Regions from separate parts of the Homo sapiens genome. Here all the other regions are linked to region 2. A link is a contact called in ENCODE Hi-C or POLR2A ChIA-PET data. All regions are on one chromosome and are shown on one strand. The core of a region is the stretch at or near the end of the contact, and the rest is flanking DNA. Distances in the headings are between cores, read along the strand shown.

Evidence for each region. Hi-C counts contacts between places; a loop is a spot of excess contacts on that map. ChIA-PET counts read pairs that join two places held with the same protein, here RNA polymerase II (POLR2A). Pooled maps may share reads with other maps.
Region 1: a pooled map shows a loop between it and region 2 (2.9-fold over the local background). The contact joins two enhancer-like sites. A Hi-C loop is called at or near these places in 10 of 50 pooled maps. POLR2A ChIA-PET finds 5 or more read pairs at or near these places in 2 of 52 experiments (A673 and activated naive CD4-positive, alpha-beta T cell).
Region 3: a map of dorsolateral prefrontal cortex shows a loop between it and region 2 (5-fold over the local background). The contact joins two enhancer-like sites. A Hi-C loop is called at or near these places in 8 of 168 maps with a recorded cell type or tissue (Caco-2, dorsolateral prefrontal cortex, gastrocnemius medialis and 2 more), 10 of 37 single-sample maps with no recorded cell type and 6 of 50 pooled maps. POLR2A ChIA-PET finds 5 or more read pairs at or near these places in 13 of 52 experiments (CD4-positive, alpha-beta T cell, CD8-positive, alpha-beta T cell, CD8-positive, alpha-beta memory T cell and 8 more).
Region 4: a pooled map shows a loop between it and region 2 (2.5-fold over the local background). The contact joins two enhancer-like sites. A Hi-C loop is called at or near these places in 6 of 50 pooled maps. POLR2A ChIA-PET finds 5 or more read pairs at or near these places in 5 of 52 experiments (CD4-positive, alpha-beta T cell, H1, OCI-LY7 and 2 more).

What each region holds. Positions count from the first base shown.
Region 1 is chr1:89,717,487-89,720,994 of GRCh38, forward strand. LRRC8C (leucine rich repeat containing 8 VRAC subunit C) reads left to right here. Exons shown (of 3, transcript NM_032270.5): 3 at 1-2,047. Among named protein-coding and RNA genes, the nearest start is that of LRRC8C, 86 kb to the left of the region's middle. Within about 2 kb of position 2,210, at least 8 of the 41 ENCODE cell types and tissues checked have a DNase peak (open chromatin) inside an H3K27ac peak, as active enhancers do; they include A673, where a contact is called at or near this core.
Region 2 is chr1:89,841,876-89,845,201 of GRCh38, forward strand. LRRC8D (leucine rich repeat containing 8 VRAC subunit D) reads left to right here. Exons shown (of 3, transcript NM_001134479.2): 2 at 1,763-1,907. Among named protein-coding and RNA genes, the nearest start is that of LRRC8D-DT, 22 kb to the left of the region's middle. RefSeq lists silencers at 695-989, 1,513-1,732. Within about 2 kb of position 1,501, at least 37 of the 41 ENCODE cell types and tissues checked have a DNase peak (open chromatin) inside an H3K27ac peak, as active enhancers do; they include A673 and dorsolateral prefrontal cortex, where a contact is called at or near this core.
Region 3 is chr1:89,937,710-89,940,872 of GRCh38, forward strand. No RefSeq gene overlaps it. Among named protein-coding and RNA genes, the nearest start is that of ZNF326, 56 kb to the right of the region's middle. Within about 2 kb of position 1,727, at least 4 of the 41 ENCODE cell types and tissues checked have a DNase peak (open chromatin) inside an H3K27ac peak, as active enhancers do; they include dorsolateral prefrontal cortex, where a contact is called at or near this core.
Region 4 is chr1:89,761,036-89,764,592 of GRCh38, forward strand. No RefSeq gene overlaps it. Among named protein-coding and RNA genes, the nearest start is that of LRRC8D, 58 kb to the right of the region's middle. RefSeq lists an enhancer at 1,699-2,199. Within about 2 kb of position 2,081, at least 19 of the 41 ENCODE cell types and tissues checked have a DNase peak (open chromatin) inside an H3K27ac peak, as active enhancers do.

The DNA.
Region 1 (3,508 bases), core at 960-3,459, 120 kb before region 2:
TAAGTTTTGATAACATCTGGTAAGTCAGTATAGTTCTGTGACTTCATGTTTTAACTAAGAAGGAAAATTCATAGATATTCCTATTAGATTTTATAAACCTTCAAAAGTCTGAAACTTAATTTTGAGTCTAAATTTTCTGACACTGGCCCCTTTTAATATTGTAAGTTTTTGTTCACTTTCTTAAGTAAAAAAAACATTTAATTACTAGTTAGCCCTTAACTGGGAAACTCAGGTAATGAACTGCTGACTTTTCTAAAGTTCTTTAACTGATCAATTCTGTATAGAGGGATATTTATCTAACCACTTTCCGTATTTTACAAGTGCTCTTTCTAAAAAGGAATAACTATTATAGCTCTATTTCCCCAATCTCTATAGGACTCATGAGAGATTGCTTGTGTAAATATAAAAGCACCATATGTGTTCTTAACTCCTATGGCTGCTTGAAGCTCATGATGAAAAAGTCTTTTTGTCAGTTTTAATTGTTAAGTACAGAACAAACAATTGTTTGGTGATGGCCTGGTTGAAAGAGAGCATATAAATATATCCCAGTGGAACTCACCAAAGAAGACCACACCTCAGAAATTATTGCATTTTCTCATTATGTGTTGGGTTTGATTTGCTTTTGTTTTTAATGCAGCTCTTTTAATATAAAGATTCTTGATACAGTGAAATCTCTTATTTCAAGTGTAAGTTATTCTTCACCCACCCCTTCCCCTGCCATTGTATTTCCCATCTGTTTCAAGGAGTTTCAACAATTTACATTGCATCGTATGCAGTAGGTACTGCTTTTTCAGAAAGACCTGGAAAACATACCTGCTATGAATATTTTGTTCAGATGTAGCCATTTACCTGGCTCTCAAGTTGTCTTTGTGGAGAGGGTCTTAGACAAAAATCTTCCTTGTATTTACTTGGGTTAAGTGAAGTCCAAATTCTTACAGTATGCTATTTCAGGATTTCTGATATTAAAAAAGAAAAAACAAAATCTTTATATCTCTTATTAACACTTCCCCCAAGAAGGGTTGTGCTGTTATTTATTTTCTATTATAAGAAAAGTTCATTCTTTAAGTAGTTTCTTTTACCTCTAATCTAATTTCATACCAAATACCTGATCAATAGAAATGATATATTTAAGCAGCAAAGATTCCTAATCCATCATTATGAAAAGTGTCAGCATACTTAGTAGTGAACAGATAAAGTCAATTTGAATATAATTCCACTTTGTTTTTAGAGACTAAATTAAGATTCAATTAACATTATCCTATGAATTCTGAATGTGATAATGTGATTCAAACAGTCAAATTTTATTAAGCTCTTAGTAACTCAGGATAGCATTCCATACTAACCTCAAGTTAGCAAAACAAATTAGTTAAACAGCTTGGTTCTTAGCAGACTGCTTAAAAGATCAAGAAAATTTTCTCATCTTTTCTTTCTACTTAGAAACATTGCAAGAAACCTTGGACAGTCTTCACCAGACCTGCCATGATTTTATAAGATTTAGGCCTCAGTGACATGCTCCTGAAAGTTTCCTGCCAGCCATCCAAACTAAGCATCCACTCATTCCATCTTCCCAAAGTCACTCACCGATAAAGGTAGCATCCTTAAGTTCATTTTTGAAAGGTGGAGGAGGATCTCCCCCTGCCCAAAGGAATTTTTTTATCAGAATACCTTGAAAGGGGGGTATATAAATTTGGAAAACTTAATTTCTTGGCTGTGTTTGATAACAGTTCCTATGCATGGTTTTTAATGTGAGGTAAATTTGTTTCTTTCTTCAGAATACCTCTCTCCACCCCCCACCTTATTCTTCCTCTTTAATGAATATTTTTATTGGAGCTCAAACTCCATGACTTACGTGCTCACTAAGTTTTCTTTTTTCCCCTTGTTTACTCTGTCTGTATGTATGTCAAAAGCTGGCAAAACCTCTAAAACTGTCAAGAAAATGCTTGAAAGTTGATTTGTCATAGTGCAAATTCATGATAAAATGTCTTAATGTTATTTGGATATGTAGTACATAGAAACAGAAAAATAAAGTCATTTTTATAACTTAAAATAGATATTTGTCCCTCTCTTACTCATTTTTAGAAATCATGTTTATCGTTTGCATTTCTTAAACTATTACTAAAGCTCCCTTTTCTCTGCAGGAAATAAGCTGCATGCATTCTTTCACTTTGTGTTGAGCTAGTTTCTGTAATTGTGACTAATTATTTCCTTCCTTAATTCACTCTACTGTATCTACCTAAGGTGCCCCTGGAGTTTCATTTGGGTAATTAGTGCCTTCATATGTAATCTGGAGTGCAATTTCTGTACGTTTGCCAGATGAGATTGTACAATGGCTGTCCAGCTCAGCTTTCAGTAAATAGTCTTATAGTAATGACTGTGGTTACTTAAAGGAATCAGCATGATCCTGCACAGCTAGGAGGCCTCCTCTAATTAACCACATTCACTCCAGGCTTAGGGAAGCCCTCTACAAGGAAACTTTATGACCACTTACGCATAAGAAATGATGGGTAATTTTCAAAGTTAAATAGTCCCTTTACACATTTTTATTAATAATAGTGTTTATTTTACTGATCATCAGCCCTCTGGAGAAGGATTGTTGAGATAAGGAAGGGTGGTGAGTGTGATGGGAGAGGCTGTGTAAGTGTGAGTAGCACAAATTAGAAGAGATCATGTGAGAGCTCTGGAGAAATTCTGGAAAGGAGCTAGGGAATGCAATAGATTAGAGACATCTGGCGATTTCAGTGCAATCTGCACGTACAGAAAAAACTGCCCACTGCCATTCTCCACTGTCCCATCTTCTAGTCCTTTCACTTACACAGAGTATTGAGATAAACTCTGAAAAATTTTAAATTGGTTATTATTGGCTAGCAACATAAGCTTTTCGTTTGGGTGAAGAAGTAAATGCATAAAAAGGAAGTTATTAAAGTTCATTTGAGACTCAGTGGAGTATTTACACGGTCAGAGCACAAGGCCCACATATTTCTGAATGTAAGTTTGAATGTCATCCTAAATTTGCAAGTAGGAAAAAAGTGAAAGCTGTTCATTAGCTACATAATTTTGTGTGAGCATAGATGTTTGAATGCAGACTATACTGTAGGTTTCACATTTAAACATATTTGAACATATTTAGGGACAAATTATTAAAATAGTTATATGATCAGGCATATCATAAGTGATAGAATATTCCCAGAGTTTGAATATTTTGCATAAAAGATACAGGGTAGGCAATGATATCAAACATCTAAACCAAATTGGCCATTCCAATTATTTTAATCCAGGGATTTTTCTGTTATAAAGTTTGAGAAGTAGAAAATGGGCTTTCTCCTTATTTTTTAATCCTTTACAGAATTAATTTTATTTCAACTCGAGTTACATCTGGACTTTTGCCATTAAAAAAATACTGCTTGGTTCAATCCTTATTAGCCTCAGGTAAAAGACATCTCAGGAAAAGTGACACAAAAGAGGCAACCTCTAAGTTTTACATTTTTTATCTCCTCCACAGTTCTTCTAA
Region 2 (3,326 bases), core at 251-2,750:
ATGGATCACAGGATGGTTGCTGTGCTGGACTTTCTCCCTAGAATTCATGATCATTGGCCAGGAGTGGTGGTTTACGCCTGTAATCCCAGCACTTTGGGAGGCTGAGGCGGGTGGATCATGAGGTCAGGAGATCGAGATCATCCTGGCCAACATTGTGAAACCTCATCTGTACTAAAAATACAAAAAAATTAGCTGGGCATGGTGGCGTGTGCCTGTAGTTTAAGCTTCTCGGGAGGCTGAGGCAGGAGAATCGTTTGAACCCGAGAGGCGGAGGTTGCAGTGAGCCGAGATCACGCCACTGCACTCCAGCCTGGGCGACAGAGCGAGACTCTGTCTCAGAAAAAAAAAAAAAAAAAAGAATTTGTGATCATTGTAGGAATTCGCAGTGTAGGGGAAATGGTACAGATTTTATAATCAGGAAAGACCTGTATTCAGTTCTCCATTTGACCACTTTCTGCCAGAGCCATGGGAACAGTTTTTTAATTTCTCTGACCCTGTTTCCTCACTTGGGAATATGACTTTTGCAGATCTGTTGGAAAATATTAAGGCCAAGAGGGATTTAAAATGAGATGTTGTCTAGCACTGAGTAGGAGCTTAATATCTATCCGTTCCTTTCTGCTTCAGTCAAAACTGAGCTTCATATGTAGAATGATTATTGTTTGTATTACATTCTCCATTTTGAGTATGGAACCATGAATGCCAACAGCTTGATAATAAAAGGAGCCGTTTGTCAAGAGACAGTCCTGTAAGCGCTTTTTAACCTGGTAGACTGTGCATGTAAGGGCAGGCAGGTTACAAATGCGAATCCCCATAGCCAGCACACTCTACATACAGCAGATTCTTAAGCCATCTGTGTACTCTTTTTAACACTGTACTGAAGTCCACTTAAGTCAGAGTTCAACAAAATGAATGAATGTAATCCCAGGACTATGGAACTTCTCTGTGATTACATAGCACAGAGAACTACGGAATCATTTTCTGGAAGAATGCACCATGCGATTATGCTCCATGTGGAATTGGTATATATAAATGTTGGTAGACTGTGAGGATGAGGTTGACAGGTTGATCTGAGTAGAGACCCTAGGAGGAACCGAGGATACTATGTAGTTTTGTTGTTGTTACTGTTTTGCAGTTCCTGGCTGCTCTGTGTTGGCAGCTGTGTGCACGCTTTCTCTTTTGAGCCAGCGAGGCACAAGACAAGTAATTTCCCATCTTGAATCTCTCACAGCTGCTGAGCTGTAGTGGATATACTGGGATGTGGCTATGAACTTTAAAAATTTGCATAAATCCAGCCCCTACTCCCCTGCAAAGGCTCAGTCTTGTCTTTACACCTTCCCCGAGGTAATTATTTTCTGGGGGGTAGGGGTGGGGGTTGGGAGGGTGAAGAAAGGAAGAAAAAGAAGGCCGATCACACTGGGCACCGGCGGAGGAAGCGTGGAGTCCATTGATCTAGGTACTTGTGGGGAGGGGAGAACCCGAGCAGCAGCTGCAAACGGAAGGGCTGTGAGCGAGCGGGCGGGCGGGTGGCTGGCAGCGAGGCCACCAGCAGGGGGGGCCCGGGCCGAGGCCGCGCCACCTCGGCACCACGCGGGCAGCCGGTGCGGCGGGGTCGCCACGGCCAGGGGAGCGCTGGGTGCCCACCATGGCAGTTATGCAAGCGGTGACCCCCTGGTCTTGCCTCCCCGCCGCCCTGCACTCCTTCCTCCCCGCTGCCGACACTTGGATCTCTCTAGCTCTTTCTCTCCCCTGTGTTTTCAAACAGGAAGTGCACGGCTGTCTATAACGTGCTGCCGGGTCTCAGGATGGAGGAGTGAAGTCTCCTGTCGCCGTGGTTCCAGCCTCCGGAGCTCGCCCAAGCCGCGTCCCCAGAGAGCGCCCTGAGAGAACAGGGTGGCCGCTTGGTCCAGGTGCGCGGGGTCGGGTCTGGGTCCAGGGAGCGGGTCGGGAAGTCTGCGGCACGGAGCACTGCTAGTGTCGGATCTGCATCTCCAGCTCTGTGCTGCAGCTTCACTTGCCCGCCCCCCACCACTGGCTTCTCACCCGGGGTCTCTGCCAAACTCTGGCTGCTGCCGCCCTGGGTTCGGGCCGGCGGAAGGCCCTGGGCGTGCGCTGCGGAGCCGCCTGCGAGGACTCCACTAGGGCGCTTTCCAGGCTGGACTGCCCCGGGCTGCGCTGGAGCTGCCAGTGCTCGGGGAGTCTTCCTGGAGTCCCCAGCTGCCCTCTCCACCCTCTCCTCCAGCTGCTGCTGCCTGAAGCAGCAGCTCTTTGTTCCTCCCTTACTGGTCTGGGGTCATACACATAAATGTCCTGGGAGGCAGGGTGGTGGGAGGGTAAGGGGTTGGGACGTAGGGAAGAGGAAGAAGATGAGTTGTGGGTGAAGTGTAAGGTGGACAGGAGAAAAGAATCTTAGTGTCCATGCTCAGAAATCAGCTCTTCAGCTGCTGAAACAGAGGACCCCGGTTCCTTGGTTTCTGTTTTGGGAAAGCCAGGCCATGCCAAACAGAGGGAATTAATGATGCAGGCACACACCGGAAAGGTAGGGACCAGGAATGAGGCACAGCAGCGAGTTCTGAGATGTTTAGTCTGGTGTCTGGCTTGTTAACTCCACTGTGGTTTCTGAGCCAGGCCTCCTCGCTGAGACAGAAGGTACTTTAACATATGAGCCAGGCATCTTTATTAATTCCATTTGTCATCAAAGTAAAATTGAGAGTGACTTTTCTCAAATTCACCAGGTAGATTATACTTTCACTTCCACATCGTGTTCCATCTCAAATGTTCATAGGAGAATAAAACACTAGGGTTGGTTTTATGCTACAGACGTTTTGCATCTTTATTTCCCTGGCAGGTCCAATCTTTCTCCAGAATAACTCAGATTGACTTCTCCCCCCAGTGAAAGCCTAGCCTTGTTTTACCGCCTGTTTATCTACCTGGTGAAACTCTAGTCTTGGGGAGGACACTAAGGGGAGTGGGATGGCTGAGAATAATCAGTTTGATGGGATCATTATATGGCCTCAAATTAAATGTTTGAGCCCTGTTAAAGCCAGTAGCATCTTCTTAATTTTTATTTCCGAGGAAGGGATGTGAGCATATGACTAGAGGGGAGGAAAGTGAGACTCTGCCAAAGAAGATCTCTCCCTGTAGCACAGAGGAAAAGTGAATCTGTGTAGCACAGTATCACATACACTGCGCGCTTTCACTTTATCGGGTAGCCAAGCCATCTAAGGAGTCAGGGTTAGGTGTAGAATTTACATTCATGACGTGGGATGCTGACTATAGCATTCTGATGCTGAAAATTTTATCATAAAACATATTTACTACATAATTAA
Region 3 (3,163 bases), core at 477-2,976, 96 kb after region 2:
ACAGAGCAAGACCTTGCCTCAAACAAACAAAAAGTGTACAAAATCTGTGTAAATGAATAATGGCAGGGGTGGAGTGAACTTAAAGAAGAGCTTCAGGGAAGTTTTGTAGTTGTAAACGGTCCTGAACATTTCCCTTCCACCAGCCTTGTAGGGCACTGTTCTCCCTGCTTGGTAATGCCACCACCTGAAATTAGCACAGTATTTTTAGAAGGATGCCACTCCATCTTAGTTGTGAGATAAGGAGTCCAGATCTTAGGATCTTTGCTTTTAGGACTGGAAAACTTGTCTTCCCTTTTTTAAACAAAACAAAACAAAACACCTTATTGAAGTATAATTGGCATATAGAAGGCCCTACATCTGTAAGGCCTTTACATATGTACCTTAAATATGGTAGCAAACTACATCTCAATGAGCTGCCTTTCTTAAAACAAGTGTATGTTGTTTTTGAAGGGCAGGGGTGGCAGGATGCCACAGTTCACTTTGCTTTTCAGAGAAGAGCCATTCTGTAGGAACCACAATCTATGAGATAATCCCTAAGTTTGGCCACTGGCAGCCCTGCCCATAGGCTCCTGTTTCCTAAACACTACTTGGGGTTCAGTCACTTAGAACTGGTTGGTGTTAGATGCCTTCAAACAGTATCAAGGGGTACCTCTTTTACCCAAATTTCTGTTGACTATCAGCCCTTACTAATTTCCTTGAACTCTGAAAAGTTCACGGTCAGTTGGTTTAAATGTCACATTCCATACCACTGTTTGCAAATAGGAATACTCAGAGAGTTCCTGAGAAATGCTGACTCATGCAACAGACTTTAAATATACTGGGTTTTGACACCTCAACAACAGAAAAAGAGTTGTGGGCCCAAATAGACTGTCAACCTATGTGTCCTCGTGAATTTATGTTGGCATCGCATGGACCAGACATGGGAGAAAAACAAGTTAGTATGTATAAGCTTTGGCTTAATATTTTCATATCTTTCTACGAAGTCCGTTGAGCACCAATCTGAAGAAGAGTATTTAAAGTCTGTTTTTAAATATGCCATGTCTGGGTGAGTCTCTCAAAGTCTGAAAGAACTTGGTTTCCTTGTGGCTGTTTAATTTTTTCTCACTAGCAGTTAGTTGGCGTGACAGGATTGGCTCTTTCAAGGGTTCAGAAAGATGAGCCAAAATTGTCACAGGGACCTCATTCTTAGTAGTACAGATTTAGTAATTTAATAGTAGGCAGGAAGAGTTCATTCTATAATTCATGGCCAGCAAAGTCCTGACTGTTTGACATTTTTTTAATATAAAGAAAGAAAGCATATTCTTTCTTAATCCGTAATACTTTCTCTGTCTCCCCTGGTCTCTACTTCAACCAGTAACCAAAACTCTATAAGTTGCTGATGGCAGCAAACTCCAAAGTGCCCTTGAGGCCAACGCCCAATAGTTATTTCCATTCACCTTGTTGAATAAAAGCCAGAGTGCTGTCCTCTCGCTAAGATTTCTGCCAGCACTTGCGTCAGTAATTCATTCCAATAAAATGGTCCCTTTATCAACTGAATCCCCAAACAAAGGCTGTACTAACAAAAAGCTCCTTTCATGAAAAAAAGAAGGGGGGAAAAAAGAGCAAGCCCCTGGAAACCAGTTTTCAAAAGTCCTCTAACTTGTGACTGCAACACGAAGAAGTGGCCCCCTCTGATCCTGGCCAGCTGCGGCTCTCTTAAAGGCTCCGGGTATTCAAGGCGGTATCCACTGGGGCACAGGGAAGGCTGAAGCCAAGGGGGCAGAAGGGCAGCAGGCCAGGAACCATCTGCCTCTCAGGCCTGGCCTAGCCTATCCTGGGGTGACAGTCACAGCTGAAATCATGGAAATAAGTCCCTTCACTCACAAAGCCAATAGCAGATGTCCATTCTTCATCCTTGTGTCTCTGGACATAAAATGTATAAACTGTTCCAGGTAAGCATCACCTTTCTTGTGGAAATTCATGGGATTATTTGCTGAGAGTTAATCCTGAAAAGTTTCATCCCATAGTCTCATCCACCCCCTCCTACTGCTGTGGGACCCCTGATGGTAGAAACTTCCCCAGCCCCACCTACTGCCACTGTAAGCTGTCCTTCCTTCACTCCTAAGATTCCAGGCTCTGGAGTGACAGTGCCTGGATTTGCATCCTGCCTTGGCCCCAGCTGTGTGACTGTGCGGAAGCTACTTACCTAAGCCTCAGTTTTTTTACTGTAAATGGGAATAGTCATAATGCCTACCAAATGGGTTTTATTGTGTGTGACAATTGAATGAGGCGATTCATTTGAGGCACTGTGCCTGGCAGATAGTAAGTACGCAATAATACTATTGTTACTTTTATCCCCAGAGACTGTTGGCCTTCCCTAATATGCATTGTCTCCTTCCTTGGTAATGGAATTTTCAGTGGACACCTGGAACACAATAAAATGTGTATTTTTAAAAGCCAGGCAGTGGTGCATGCCTGTAGTCCCAGCAACTGTGAAGACTGAAGCAGGAAGATCACTTGAGCCCAGGTGTTCCAGTCCAGCTTGGGCAACACAGCAAGACCCTGATTCTTTTTAGAAAACAAAACAGGCCAGGCATGGTAGCTCACACCTGTAATCCCAGCACTTCACGGGCCAAGGCGAGTGGATCGCTTGAGGCCGGGAATTCGAGACCAGCCTAGCCAACATGGCAAAACCCTGTCTCTACCAAAAATAACAAAAATTAGCTGGCGCAGTGGTGCATGCCTGTAGTCCCAGCTACTCAGGAGGCTGAGGCAGGAGGATCACTTGAGCCCAGGAGGTAGAGGTTTCAGTGAGCAGAGATGGGGCCACTGCACTCCAGCCTGGGTGACAGAGCAAGACCTTGTCTCAAAAAAACAAAATGAAAACTATTTTCCAGCCTTCCTTGGGGCTAGATGTGCCATGGGGCTAGGATTTAGTTAAATTCTAGCCAAAGGAGTGGGAATGTAAGTGGAATGTGGGATTTCTGGATTAGGACCTTAAAGGAAGGGCATATCCTTTCCCATTCCTGCTGCTTAAATTGCACATATAGAAATAAGCCCAATTTAGATTGTGCAGATCAGGGCAACAAATCAGATGTGGCACAGAAGCACAGTAAAAGTCTGGGCCCCTGGTGACCTCAAGAAACAGGGTCATATAAAGGAGAAATAAATCTCTGTCCTGTTT
Region 4 (3,557 bases), core at 831-3,330, 80 kb before region 2:
AAGTTTGAGAACTCCCACCATGGCCCAATCTACCAAATTATAAAGGAAGAGCATGCTGGGCATGGTGGCTCATGCCTGTAATCCCAGCACTTTAGGAGGCTGAGGCGGGTAGATCACTTGAGATCAGGAGTTCGAGACCAGCCTGGCCAACATCGTGAAACCCCATCTCTACTAATAATACAAAAATTAGCTGGGTGTGGTGGTACGCGCCTATAATCCCAGCTGCTTGGGAAGCTGAGGCAGGAGAATTGCTTGAACCCAGGAGGCAGAGCTTGCAGTGAGCTGAGATCGCACCACTGCACTCCAGCCTGGGCAACAGAGTGAGAGTCCATCTCAAACAAACAAACAAAAAAGAAGAGCAGCATTAGAAAGAAAACCTGTACTGGGACAGTTGTGCCCTAAAGGGGCAAGCAAAAAGAAAGGGAATAAAGACTAGCAACAACCCAGAAGTGCTGTGAACAACAGTTTCTAAGAAGTGACCATTCTCTGTATTTATTAGGATGTGAAAGAAATGAAGTTCCCTCTCTCACACACACATTCGAGAATACAAGTCTGAGGAGAACCTGCTCTGGGTGAAGAATTTTTTTTATAATTCTCATATTCATGCTCAAGGAGCATGCACTCCTAGGCATATATTCACAAGGGGCTATGAGAGCCCTGGAGAGACCAGGTACTCTGAGGGTAGGACACATACTTTAGCAACTTGGGGGACACATTCTCAAGCTGAAATGGTGTCTCTGGAGCCCATACGAGTTGTGCCTGTGGGGGCCCCACAGACAGGGACCCTTGGCATTGCTGATAATTGAAGGGTCTGCCACAGAGGTCTCTAACATGACTTTCTACCACCATCTTTCCTGCTCACTTGCACATCAATAGACACACAGGTATATTGAGCAGCAGCTCTTCCTCACCTTGTCATCAAACAGTCTGTTTCTGCCTTCACCATTTTGCATCTGACCTTTCACAGGTAGCAAGAGAAGAGTCTAAGGAGCAGCAGGCAACGTGCTGAAGTGCAGAGCCAGGTCAAGGCTGGGTTTGTCTGAGCAGCTGGTGAGTAAGAGAGCTGTGACCAGGGCTCTGAGAAATATGGACAGGGGCCAGCCTGACAAAGACAACAAAGAACTGCCCAGGGGAAGGTGAAGAAGGTAACTGTCAACCCTTCAAAAAGTGAAATGGCGTTAGTAAGATGAAGGCCAGCCCATAAGAGATGCCAGCCAAGATGGAATAATGCGCAGATTTTCATCTAAGGGTGGGAATGACCTGTCGGCCTGATCCAGGCACACTGGCTTCTGAGATTCCCTTCCTAGCCCTGCCCACACACCCCCCACCCGACGCCCTTTCCCCAGCCTAGGTCCCTGAGTTTCTCATTCGTTGCTCACTTGTGTCTATTGTATGTCTTCTTCGTCAAAATCGAGCAGGGACTAATTAGCGGTGAAAGCAGAGACTCCAGCTCATTTCCGTTCACCTCATTATTTGTTTCTCTTTTGGGCTGAAGCCAAACAACAATCAAACATTAACATTCCCCCTGCAGAGCGGGCACACGGACACATGGGAGCATGTTACACACACCACACCCTCACAGCGTGCACACATGCACATGCACACACACACACCTGCTCCACTGCTATTCGGCTGTGCGAGGTCTCTGCGGCCCCGCTGTCTCCGGGCATCTAGGGTAACATCTCTTTCCATTTCAGACCTGGGACTGGTCTGAAACTGTATAATGGAATGGCCCTGGGCAAGCAGGGAAAGGACGTTGGGAATTTCCGGAAGCACAATCCCCCTGGCCAGCACTGGTGTTAATTAAGGGCGCTGCTGGTGTTTTGCAGGCAGCTGTTTCCTCCTCCGGCCCTCCTGTTCCCCGGGCCGCCTGGGCACCGGCGCCTGCACTCTGGCATTCATTGCTCTACCGTAAGCCTTGTTTCTAGCCGTTTTCAATCAAGTGGGAGACTGTCCAAATTTCCGTCTCAATGAAAATCAACTGTTCTAAATCTAAGCTCCCATTAAGCGTTCCAGGGGCTGGCCTGACTTGGAATTTAAGCAGCAGCGCAGCCCTCCCTGGAGTGAGCGGCGGCCGGGGCTCCAGATAAGGCGGGCCTGCCTCCTAGTGGCCAAGGTGCTGCAGGGCAGCTCTGAGGGCTGGAGGGCTGCGCAGCCGCCACCCGAGGACACGGGGAGGAGGCACAGTAAGAGAATCCTTAGAGCCTAACGCCCCCTTCTCCGTCGCTCTCGAGCCGCTCCAGTCCCCAAGTCCCATCCCCTTTCCTTCCCCGACATCTCTCCTCGTTGCCTCACTCTGGCTCCGTCGAACTGCAGTGGTCTGTTAGCTGGACTCTATCTCCAGCTTCTGTATCGAATCCATGCACCTCGCTGCCAATTCGTCTTCCGGACGCTCGTTGTCAGTCCTCTGTGATCTCTAATTAAGGCTCTGCTGAGTCTCCTCTTTATCTATAGGGAGAATCCTCAAGCGGGGAGACACACCCTTCCTGCAGAGGCGTATCGCCAGCCACGACAAGGCGAGCCGCGTTTCTCCCCACACTCCCCAAAAAGGCGATGACCCTCCCCAGGCCGCGCTCACGCTGAACCCCTGTTGCTGAGCTGCAGTTCCTGGAGGTGTCCTGTCCTCAAATGTGGGGATGCGGGGAAAAGATTAAGAAGGTAAAAGTTCAAACCAGGCAAAAGTTCAAACCTCTTGGCACTCCACAATGTGGCCTCAAGCTTCCCTTCTAGCTTTAGTGCTAGAGTAGAATGAAATGAAGGGTTGGAATGCCAGGTGTGCTACGTTTTAGTCATGGAACTGTATGAAAGGTTCTAAATTCTAAATGTCTTTACAGGGTTGTCATGGAGACTAAAAGAGGTCGCCGGAGTATCAAATTTAGCACAATGCTTGCCACATAGTGAATGTTCAATAAATGGCAGCTGTCATTTTCCTTCCCCCGTTAGAAAGACAACTGGTTTGCTCACAGTTCTGATACCGGCCTTGAACTGAACTTTCCATCTCTGCACCTCGGCTTTTGACACCCTATTTGCCTGGAGCGTCCACTATCACCACTTTGGTTAAAGCTACTGTCACCTCCTGCAATAGACTAATTCATCTCCCTGCTCCTGCCCACAGTTATTTTTAATCTAGCCACCAGAATTTTTTTAAGTGTAAATCAGATTATGTCACTCATCTGCTCAAACCCCTATTGTAGCTCCCTATTTCACTCGGTGTAAAAGCCAAAGCACTCACCATGTCCTGGAGGCCCTACATGATCTGGCTCTTTTCCCCCTTCATGTTATTTCCCATACCTTTCTCCCTTGTTCACTCTGTTTCTTCCACAATGACCAATTGCTTTTGCTGGAAAGCACCAGCAATTTATTAATAGCCTTTGTGTTGGCTTTTCCCTCTACCTAGAATATTTTCCTCACATACCTGCATAGCTCTTTCGCTTACTTTTTCATGACTTTGTTCAGTTGTCACCTTCAAAAAAAAAAAAAAAAAAAAAAAGCCAGCCAGGCATGGCGGCTCATACCTGTAATCTCAGCACTTTGAGAGGTGAAGGCAGCAGACAGCT